2 separate regions of the Mus musculus genome follow, and region 2 is linked to region 1. Evidence: chromatin loops called from intact Hi-C (ENCODE). Cell type or tissue: gastrocnemius. All regions are shown on one strand. Each heading gives the region's core, and the rest is flanking DNA. Links, peaks and the distances in the headings are about the cores only. Region 1 overlaps Gon4l (gon-4-like (C.elegans)). Region 2 overlaps 1500004A13Rik (RIKEN cDNA 1500004A13 gene).

Region 1 (5,369 bases), core at 323-5,322:
TAGGTTTGAGTTTTAATGGTAATCAAAATGGATGTTTGCATTTAGATACTAAATAATTGCAAAATCTTCATTAATTAGAAATACTGTTTTTGAACTGCAGAAACATTCAGGATATACTCCTGATACATTTGTGTGTATGAAACTATCAGCCATCCCATTTACCAGTCTGAAAGAATATGACTTATACTCTGTGTTTTCATGTTTAGTTTTATAAGAAGACCAAACAGCTGCCAGTTCTGGTGAGGTGCTGTGAAGAGATCCAGCCACATCAGTGGAAGCCACCTTTTGAGAAGGAAGAACACCGGCTTCCATTCTGGTTAAAGGTCAGGCCTTCCTTCAAAATCTGTGTGAGGCAAAAGTCACTGACAGCTCCTGTAGGAGTTACATGATAATTTCCCAATGTAAATTCTGGACGAGTTTATAGAATTGAAATGTTCTTGTGTTAGAAAATTGATGCAGAGAAATACCCGTCTTGGAACCCTATGTTGCGGCTCCCTTTCAGTAGTGCTCAGAATCCAGAAAGCTAAGTTTTCCTTTCCCTTAACGTCTGCTGTGTTCTAGAGCAGAGTGTTCTTGTCCTGCAGGCCAGTCTACAGTCCATTCAGGATGAACTGCGGAACATATCCGAAGGCGCTACAGAGGGAGGAAGTGTGACCACAGCCACTGAGAGCAGCACCGATCAGCACTTACAGAAAGCCAGCCCTGCCCTGGGAGATGAACCTCAGTACCCACTGCTGCTACCCAAGGGTGTGGTGCTCAAACTGAAGCCGGGTTCCAAGCGTTTCTCCAGAAAGGCTTGGCGACAGAAGCGGCCATTGGTCCAGAAGCCCCTCCTTATCCAACCCAGCCCCTCTGTTCAGCCTGTGTTCAACCCTGGGAAAATGGCAACGTGGCCAACTCAGTCAGAAGTTCCTCCAAGCAACACAGTGGTCCAGATTCCTCATCTGATTCAGCCAGCCGCTGTCTTACAGACACTTCCAGGGTTCCCTTCAGTGGGGGTTCGTGGAGAAGATGGTTTTGAGTCTCCAACAGCACTGCCTGCTATGCCTTGTGGGTCTGAAGCCAGGACCACCTTCCCCTTGTCTGAGACTCAGTCAGCACCTCCTTCTTGCTCTGCACCCAAATTAATGCTGCCCTCTCTGGCCCCTTCTAAATTTCGAAAGCCATATGTGAGGCGGAAGCCCACAAGAAGAAAAGGAGCCAAGGTGTCCCCCTGTGTGAAGCCTGCTCCCATCATCCACCCGACACCCGTCATCTTCACAGTTCCTGCCACTACAGTAAAGGTTGTGAGCATTGGTGGTGGCTGTAACATGATCCAGCCTGTTAGTGCAGCTGTGGCACCAAGTCCCCAGACCATTCCTATCACCACTCTCCTTGTCAACCCCACTACTTTCCCCTGTTCATTAAACCAGCCCCTTGTGGCCTCCTCCATCTCCCCCCTAATTGTTTCCAGCAATCCTCTGACTCTTCCTGTGACATCTATTCCTGAAGATAAGGCCCAAGTGAAGTTGGATGTTGCTGAAGGGAAAAATGCTCCTCAGAACCCTGAGTCCAAATTAAAACCCCAGGAGCTAACTCCTCTCTGTACCACTGTCTTCTCCAAAGAGGAGCCCAAGTCCTGGCATTCTTCAGCAGATACGGGAAGCCAGGAAGCATTCTCTGAATCCAGTGCCTGCAGCTGGGCTGTTGTCAAAACAGAAAGCCAGGAAGGCTCTTCTGAAAAGAGTGCCTGTGGCTGGACGGTTGTGAAAACAGAAGATGGTGGGCATGCTGTGGAGCCATTGCCTCAGAATCTCCAGGACTCTCTGAGCTCTTCATCGAAGGATTTATTAAATATGGTCAAGATGGAAGCTCAAGATTGCATGGTGGAAATCTCCAGCAACTTTCCCAAGCAGGACATTGGGGAGGAAGTGAAAGAGGAATGCTCTATGGAATTAGACAGTGAGTCCCCACAGGAGAAGCCGAGTAGTGCCAGTGAGATGAGCAAACAGACAGTCCTGCAGAGGGAAGACATGCAGGCTGCCAAATCCCCTTCTGTGCCCCAAGACGCTGCTGCTGAGGGACGAACAAGTAGTCATGCAAGCAGAGGACTGCCAAAAAGCACTCTGTCCTCCATGGGCCAGGGCGGGGGGCTGAGCGGTCCTCCAGGGAAGCTTGAGGACTCGGCCAATGCTGACGGCCAGTCTGTGGGAACCCCAGCAGGACCAGACACTGGAGGGGAGAAGGACGGGCCTGAGGAAGAGGAGGAGGAGGACTTTGATGACCTCACCCAAGATGAAGAAGATGAACTGTCATCAGCTTCTGAGGAGTCTGTGCTCTCTGTCCCAGAGCTCCAGGTAAGGGCCAGCGCGGCTCCAAGTAGAATGGGGACTTGGTACAATGCTTACTCTATTACATTATAGCCATAAACCCTTACTTGACTTTTGAGTATCTGTGGAACATAGTTTTGACCTCTGTGTGAATTGCTGTGTATAGGGGACATGTTCTTTGAATTGAACTCATTGAAGTGTTAATTTGAGTTACTTGAGCACACTTAATTTTTTTTTAAATGTTTTACGCTATTCATTAATTTGTATGGTGAGTCTATGTGATGACATGTGCAGAGGTCAAAGGACCAGGTCACGTGGCTATCTCCTTCCATCATGTGGGTCCCAGGAGCTGAGCTCTGTGGTCAGACTCGATCGCAGGTGTCTATACCTGTTGAGTCGCCTCACTGACTGCCTAGAACATACATTACATGCCACAAAAACAAACAAATAAGCAAGCAAACAAAAACTCTTCATGGCAAGGACGCCATGGGTAAAGTTACCTGTCGCTCACCCTGGTACCACGTGGTATAATAGAGACTGACTATCATGAATTTTCCAGGGACCCGTCACATGTGCCATGGCATTCATGTTCCTCGGGGCTTGTACACAGCCATCAGCAAGTGTGACTTTAAAATAATAGCCCATAAATGCTGGAGAGATGGCTCTTCACTAAGGGTCACTTGTTCTTCCATCAGATGGCAGGTTTTAGTCACAGCACCCACATGGCTACTCTTGACCCATAGTAACTCCCGTTGGAGGGAATTTGATGCCATTTGCAGGCATGTGGTGCACAGATCTACACACATGCAAAACTTAAAAATGATACAGTAATAATTAAAAATAATTTTAAATAGTCATAAGAATTGAGGAATAGCTAAACAGTAGAGCTAGTGTACCTGTCGGGTATGGTGTTGCACACCAAGTCCCAGCACTTGCAAGGCAAAGGCAGGCAGATCTCTGCGTTCCAGGCCAGCCTGGTGTATATAGTTAGTTCCAGGACATCCAAGCAAATCTTGTCTTTAAAAACCAAAGCAAACCAAACCAAACCAACGTAGCACATGTACTTAACATGTGCAAGGCCCTGATTCAATCCCCAGCCATACAGAGATGAAGCAAAGGAATAAATAGAGGAGAAGGAGAAGAGAAGGTATAAAAAGTTGCTAAGCAAAGCTGTCCTCAGGACCTCAGGCTTCTCTGGTTCTCAGTGTTGGCCCTGCTTTGCCTCTGGCCTGGCTGCCTGCCCTGCGGTGTTCCCCAAAGACTTGCTGTTTCTCCTGGCCGTGTGCTCATGGTTCCACTCCTCTCTCCTCTTCCTCATTTTCTCTGTCTTAGCTTTTCTGCCATGCACCAGCAGGTAACTAAAAAGCCTGCCTATGTCTAATCCCTCTGCTAATGGTTGTAGCCATTTTTATTCAACCAGTATCTTTAAATTAAGGAACAAGGTTTGCACAACAAAAGATGGCATGCAGGAGAAATCACTCATAAGTAGACCTTCTGGTACACATTTTATCATTACAATGCAGAGCAGCAGACAAAACCTCAACAAAATGGTGCTTTTAGGAAACAATGGAGAAACTGACTTGGCTGGCATCTGAAAGGAGGATGAGTCAGGAGGGTGAGTCTGAGGAAGAGAACTCCCAGGAGGAGAACTCTGAGCCAGAAGAAGAGGAGGAAGAAGAGGCAGAAGGAATGGAAACCTTGCAAAAAGAGGATGAAGTGAACGATGAAGCCGTTGGAGATGCTGCCAAGAAACCCCCTTCTACCTTGGCCTCACCTCAGACTGCTCCAGAAATAGAGACCAGCATAGCCCCCGCAGGTAAGTGCAGCAGCTCTCCAAGCTGCATTGCCCAGAGACAGAGTGCAGAGTGCGCTTTGTCACCTGGAGCTTCTCTTCCTTCCCCAGACAGACGAGAACCGCCCCTCTGCAGAGCCTTAAATCCTCATCAACACCCGGTTTACACTAGGTTGCCCTTGTTTTTTCCGTGGTTCTTGCCTCTTGTGTGCCTGAGGCTAAGAGCTGTTTGGCCTTCATGTTCCTCCTTCAACTTCTCTTCTGTCGTTTTTAGGTAGCTCAGGTGGTATTTCTGTTAGGCCACCTCTCCCCCTTCCCAGCCTTGGACTCCTTTCTCAGCTGCAGAACTCCTGGTCAGCTTGCGTCCCGGACACTGTTGAAGGGCGTGTGGTGCACTGCGCAGTGCTGGTGCTGTCCTGGAGGCTGGCTCTGCTGCTGACCTAGCTATTCTTCCCTAGCTGTGCCGTGATATTAGTCGGAGTGCACGGGGTGGCCTTTACGCTGGATAGCACAGTTTCAGGGATTGAGAAGGAATCTTTTTCACTACTCCAAGGGGAGAGCATCAAAGCTGCTGGAAAGGGACGGAGCAGTCATCGGGCTCGAAACAAACGGGGAAGTCGGGCTCGGGCCAGCAAGGACACCTCCAAGCTGCTGTTGCTGTATGATGAGGACATTCTCGACCGGGACCCACTCAGGGAGCAGAAGGACCTGGCGTTCGCACAGGCTTATCTCACCAGGGTAGGCAACTGCTGCCATTCCTGTCAGTCTGCGCATTTGTAGCTGCTGCTTTGGAGGAAGAAGCTTTAAACATGATTGGGGCTGGGGGTGGGGGTGGAGGTAGCTTAGCAGCAGAGTACTTGTCTAGCATTCTAGCATGGGCAAGACTGGGTCAGCCCCAGCACAACCAAAAACTAAGTCTTTTCTCTAGGTGCACAGTAGACTTTGTGTCTGCCACTGCGTTCTCTAACAACCGGCAGGAGACGTGTGGCTTGGTCATCGGTGCCCCTACCCTCACTCATCTCACCTCTCTTTCACGCAGAGATTAGGCTATTGCCCCCCTCAATGGCAAGTTGTGACTTCCCAGATTGGGCTGACATAGGACCTTCACTGAACACTCAGGGTGTGCAGGCTGGGAGAGCTGGGCTCGGGAGCGAACCTCGGTCTTGCGTGTCTAGGCACACTGTGCCGCTTCCTCCTTAGTTAACTCAGCAAAGGGAGGCCCTCCGAGGGGTAGGCATGACTTTTTCCTTCTGTTATTGTTTTAGTAA
Region 2 (5,369 bases), core at 129-5,128, 71 kb before region 1:
CTGCCTCTGTGCCTTATGCTGCTGCTGCTGTACTTCAGCTTCTGGGAGCTGCAAGGAGCCCTTGGAAACATTTTCGGTGTAGTACAACCAGTTTAATCCAATCCTGACTTCCTTACAAAAGAGTGAGACCCAGACTTTGTTTAGTGTATTTGGCTTTGATAATTACTGGGGTCCCCCCCAATCTACTTTCCTACCTGCTGGCCTGGCTGCCTGCCCCGCGGTGTTCCCCAAAGACTTGCTGTTTCTCTTGGCCGTGTGCTCATGGTTCCGCTCCTCTCTCCTCTTCCTCATTTTCTTTGTCTTGGCTTTTCTGCCATGCACCAGCAGGTAACTAAAAAGCCTGCCCATGTCTAATCCCTCTGCTAATGGTTGTAGCCATTTTTATTCAACCAGTATCTTTAAATTAAGGAACAAGGTTTGCACAACAAAAGATGGCATGCAGGAGAAATCACTCATAAGTAGACCTTCTGGTACACATTTTATCATTCCATGCATAGCAGCAGACAAAACCTCAACAAAATGGTGCTTTTAGGAAACAATGGAGAAACTGACTTGGCTGGCATCTGAAAGGAGGATGAGTCAGGAGGGTGAGTCTGAGGAAGAGAACTCCCAGGAGGAGAACTCTGAGCCAGAAGAAGAGGAGGAAGAAGAGGCAGAAGGAATGGAAACCTTGCAAAAAGAGGATGAAGTGAACGATGAAGCCGTTGGAGATGCTGCCAAGAAACCCCCTTCTACCTTGGCCTCACCTCAGACTGCTCCAGAAATAGAGACCAGCATAGCCCCCGCAGGTAAGTGCAGCAGCTCTCCAAGCTGCATTGCCCAGAGACAGAGTGCAGAGTGCGCTTTGTCACCTGGAGCTTCTCTTCCTTCCCCAGACAGACGAGAACCGCCCCTCTGCAGAGCCTTAAATCCTCATCAACACCCGGTTTACACTAGGTTGCCCTGTGTTTTTTCCGTGGTTCTTGCCTCTTGTGTGCCTGAGGCTTGCCTCTTGTGTGCCTGAGGCTAAGAGCTGTTTGGCCTTCATGTTCCTCCTTCAACTTCTCTTCTGTCGTTTTTAGGTAGCTCAGGTGGTATTTCTGTTAGGCCACCTCTCCCCCTTCCCAGCCTTGGACTCCTTTCTCAGCTGCAGAACTCCTGGTCAGCTTGCGTCCCGGACACTGTTGAAGGGCGTGTGGTGCACTGCGCAGTGCTGGTGCTGTCCTGGAGGCTGGCTCTGCTGCTGACCTAGCTATTCTTCCCTAGCTGTGCCGTGATATTAGTCGGAGTGCACGGGGTGGCCTTTACGCTGGATAGCACAGTTTCAGGGATTGAGAAGGAATCTTTTTCACTACTCCAAGGGGAGAGCATCAAAGCTGCTGGAAAGGGACGGAGCAGTCATCGGGCTCGAAACAAACGGGGAAGTCGGGCTCGGGCCAGCAAGGACACCTCCAAGCTGCTGTTGCTGTATGATGAGGACATTCTCGACCGGGACCCACTCAGGGAGCAGAAGGACCTGGCGTTCGCACAGGCTTATCTCACCAGGGTAGGCAACTGCTGCCATTCCTGTCAGTCTGCGCATTTGTAGCTGCTGCTTTGGAGGAAGAAGCTTTAAACATGATTGGGGCTGGGGGTGGGGGTGGAGGTAGCTTAGCAGCAGAGTACTTGTCTAGCATTCTAGCATGGGCAAGGCTGGGTCAGCCCCAGCACAACCAAAAACTAAGTCTTTTCTCTAGGTGCACAGTAGACTTTGTGTCTGCCGCTGCGTTCTCTAACAACCGGCAGGAGACGTGTGGCTTGGTCATCGGTGCCCCTACCCTCACTCATCTCACCTCTCTTTCACGCAGAGATTAGGCTATTGCCCCCCTCAATGGCAAGTTGTGACTTCCCAGATTGGGCTGACATAGGACCTTCACTGAGCACTCAGGGTGTGCAGGCTGGGAGAGCTGGGCTCAGGAGCGAACCTCGGTCTTGCGTGTCTAGGCACACTGTGCCGCTTCCTCCTTAGTTAACTCAGCAAAGGGAGGCCCTCCGAGGGGTAGGCATGACTTTTTCCTTCTGTTATTGTTTTAGTAACATTCTAAGTTTGTGTATTCTGTACCTTGGTATGACGTGTCTTAGAATTCATATCCATATGCCTTACCTGGATGATGCAGTGCTGAAGTCAGAACCCGTGAAAATCAGTCCCTGGTTTTTAAAGGGTTAAAGGCTGTCCAGTTGCCCCTCCGAGGAAAGGAGTTGTGCCTTGCTGCTTGTTCTGTGTGTTGTTACTCCTTGGGTCAGAGGAGTGCCTGTGAAGGGAGCTCTCAGAGCCGTGTGAGCACAGCTGCCTTCTGTGCCCTTGTCGGTTAGGATTGCAGGCCCACAGAAGGATGCTGACCAGTGCAAGTATTCCTTGTAGGTACGCGAAGCTCTCCAGCACACCCCTGGCAAATACGAAGATTTCCTTCAGATCATCTATGAATTTGAGTCAAGCACCCAAATGCACAGCGCTGTGGATCTCTTCAAAAGCTTGCAAACCCTTCTCCAAGACTGGCCTCAGCTCTTGAAGGACTTTGCTGCTTTCCTGCTGCCTGAGCAAGCCCTGTCGTGTGGACTCGTAAGTCCACTTTGACGGGCAAAGACTTTACAGCTGACTCCGGGGCAGAGGCAGAGGGGCTCAAATGCAGCCAATCAAGACAGTTCCAGTTTTCCCGTTTGTTTACAGGGTTTTATCTGTAGTACAAGTGGAGATCTTGATACGTCACACTCTGCCCTCCCTTCTGAAAAGTACATTTAAAAATTTTTTTAAAATATATGGACTTTCTAGGTAGCCCCTGTTGGCCTGGAACTCATTGTTTAGGTGAGGCTGCACAGAGATCCTCCTGCCTCTGCCCCTCAAGTGCTGGGATTGAAGGTGTGTGTCTGATTATAGGGGTCCCTCTAATGGTGAGTGGTGTGTAGTGCTTATAGCTCTATTCTAGTGCTACCAATATATTGCTGCAAAACAAATCTTGGGTCTGGTTTTGTTTTTTTCTAAGCATTATTCATACTGGGATGCCCTAGAACTATGTATGTAGACCAGGCTGGCATCAAATTTCTATGAAGTTACAGATATCTGTTTCTGCTTCCTGAGTGCCAGAATGAAAGACATGTGCTACCACACCCAGCCTGTTTTTCTCTCTCTTAAAGATTTATATGAGCTGGAGAGATGGCTCAGAGGTTGAAATCACTCACTGCTCATGGAAAGGTCCTGTGCTCAAATCCCAGCAACGACGTTGTGGCTCACAACCATCCTCAATGAGATCTGGTGCCCTCTTTTGATTTGCAGTCAGAACACTGTGTATATAATAAATCTTTGACAAAAAAATTATACCTACTTTTTTTTTCTGGTTTTTTTGAGACAGGGTTTCTCTGTATAGCCCTGGCTGTCCTGGAACTCACTTGTAGACCAGACTGGCCTCGAATCAAGTTTTTTTTTTTTAAAGATTTATTCATTATTATACATAAGTACACTGTAGCTGACTTCAGACACATAAAAAAATAAATAAATCTTTTTTTTTTTTTTTTTTTGAGACAGAGTTTCTCTGTTTAGCCCTGGCTGTCCTGGAATTCATTCTGTAGACTAGGCTGGCCTTGGAACTCAGAAATCCATCTGTCTCTGCCTCCCAAGTGCTGGGATTAAAGGCGTTCTCAACCACTGTGCTCCAAGAAGCCTGAGATGTGATGGTCTTTCCTGGTTTCTATGGGCATGTAACTATTGGTGCACAGGCATACTTGCAGGCAAAACACCCATAAAAACAAAACTAGGTCTCACTCTGAAACTCTGACTGGCCTTAAACTTGGAAAGATCTGCCTGCCGCTGCCTCCCCAGGGTGTCATAACTCTGAAATCCTTTCTATCTCAATATTTCACCACTCGGTGAAAGCTGAGAACCAGTCGGAAATAAACAGTCTTCATTTTGAAGGAATATAGGTAAGGAGAAAGGCCATTATTAACACTTGAAAACATGATGTGCAGGCCCATGTCTTATCCATACTCCTGTTTATATCACTCGGTAAGATAACTGTTTTTAGGGAGAAGTTAGGAGGCAAGAATCCCATCCTGCTTGTTCGCAAACCTGAGTTTCTGACATTTAACAAAAGCTAAATAAGTCTGTGTGTAAACAACTGTGTGGCCAATCAGAATGGCTCCAATATGAAGACAAGGCTCTCCACTGCCCAGTCAGGAGCTTTCTTGCAGATTGTTTGCTATTGTTTAGTGAAGGTGAACATTGACTGACTGACTGACTGACTGACTGAGAAGAGGGCAGAAGGGAACTACCAAGGGAAACATTAGGTCTCAGTCTCCCAAGTGCTGGGATTACAGATGTGAGCCACCACACCTCGTAGATAAGTGTGTGTGTGCAATGTGTTCGACGGCACGTACACTCACTCGGGGGTGGCGAGGGGGGAGAGGAAGGCAGAGGATAAGGTTCTGGAGTCCATTCTCTCCTTCCCCCAGGCATAGCTGGTGGAAGTCTCATAGCTGGAACATAGCTCATCAATCAGGCTTGGCAGCAAGCGCGCCCCCCACCCCCCCTTAGCTACCTTGCTGGCCCAAGACAGATATTTTTTTTTAGCGTAATTTGAAAATGAAGTCTAAAAGCCAAGACTGGGAGACATCTGTTTGCACAGTTCTTTGGCTCTATGGTGTTGTGTCACTGAGGGAACCTACTGCTACGTACAATGTATCGACTGTTACAGAGACAACAAGGATAGGTAGAGAGAAGACAGGCAGTGTCATGGTTCTGGAGGACCAAGGAGGCTTCCTTACTTGCTCACTGCCATCCCACCTCTGCCCTACCTTCGCATCCATTTCAGTATTGTTCCCTCTGTCCCCAAAAGCCAAGAACTTGAACTAGAAACAGCAGATGGTGAATTCAAGGCCTCTTCCTTGCTCTAATGAAAAGTTTGGTTTGGTAGTATTAGTGGTGGTGGTGGTGGTGGAGGCTGCGGTTGGAGAGATGGCTCAGCAGCTAAGAGCACTGACTGCTCTTCTGAAGGTCCTGAGTTCAAATCCCAGCAACCACATGGTGGCTCACAACCACCTGTAATGAGATCTGATACCCTCTTCTGGGGCATCTGGAGACTGCTACAGTGTACTCATTTATAATAATAAATAAATCTTTGGGCTGGAGTGAGCAGGGACTGAGCAAGTGGGGTTGACTGGAGCGAGCAGAGGTCCTAAATTCAATTCCCAACAATCAGATGAAGGCTCACAACTATCTGTACAGCTACAGTGTACTCATATACATAAAATAAAAAAAAAATTTAAGATGTGTTTTTGCTGTGTAGCCCTGGCTCTCTCAGAACTTATTCTGCAGACCAGGCTGGCCTCAAACTTACAGAGATCCTCCTGTCACTGCCTGT

What was found. Peaks named below come from ENCODE experiments on the same cell type or tissue, not always from the same donor. Only the 100,000 strongest peaks of a DNase experiment are listed, where the experiment ranks them.
Region 2: it touches region 1 in a loop (8-fold over the local background); 18 of 42 quality-filtered maps call a loop at or near these places.

The regions. Positions count from the first base shown.
Region 1 is chr3:88,894,236-88,899,604 of GRCm38, forward strand. Gon4l (gon-4-like (C.elegans)) reads left to right here. Exons shown (of 33, transcript NM_001242372.1): 21 at 207-323; 22 at 585-2,336; 23 at 3,870-4,125; 24 at 4,655-4,839. The region is part of intron 1 of Gm40091 (a long non-coding RNA gene); the gene reads right to left. Among named protein-coding and RNA genes, the nearest start is that of Gm40091, 2.8 kb to the right of the region's middle. In gastrocnemius, for the core only: no CTCF peak of the experiment used is centred there; no DNase peak of the experiment used is centred there.
Region 2 is chr3:88,823,010-88,828,378 of GRCm38, forward strand. The region is part of intron 1 of 1500004A13Rik (RIKEN cDNA 1500004A13 gene); the gene reads right to left. It also overlaps the pseudogene 5830417I10Rik. Among named protein-coding and RNA genes, the nearest start is that of 1500004A13Rik, 6.9 kb to the right of the region's middle. In gastrocnemius, for the core only: a CTCF peak has its summit at 2,912; no DNase peak of the experiment used is centred there.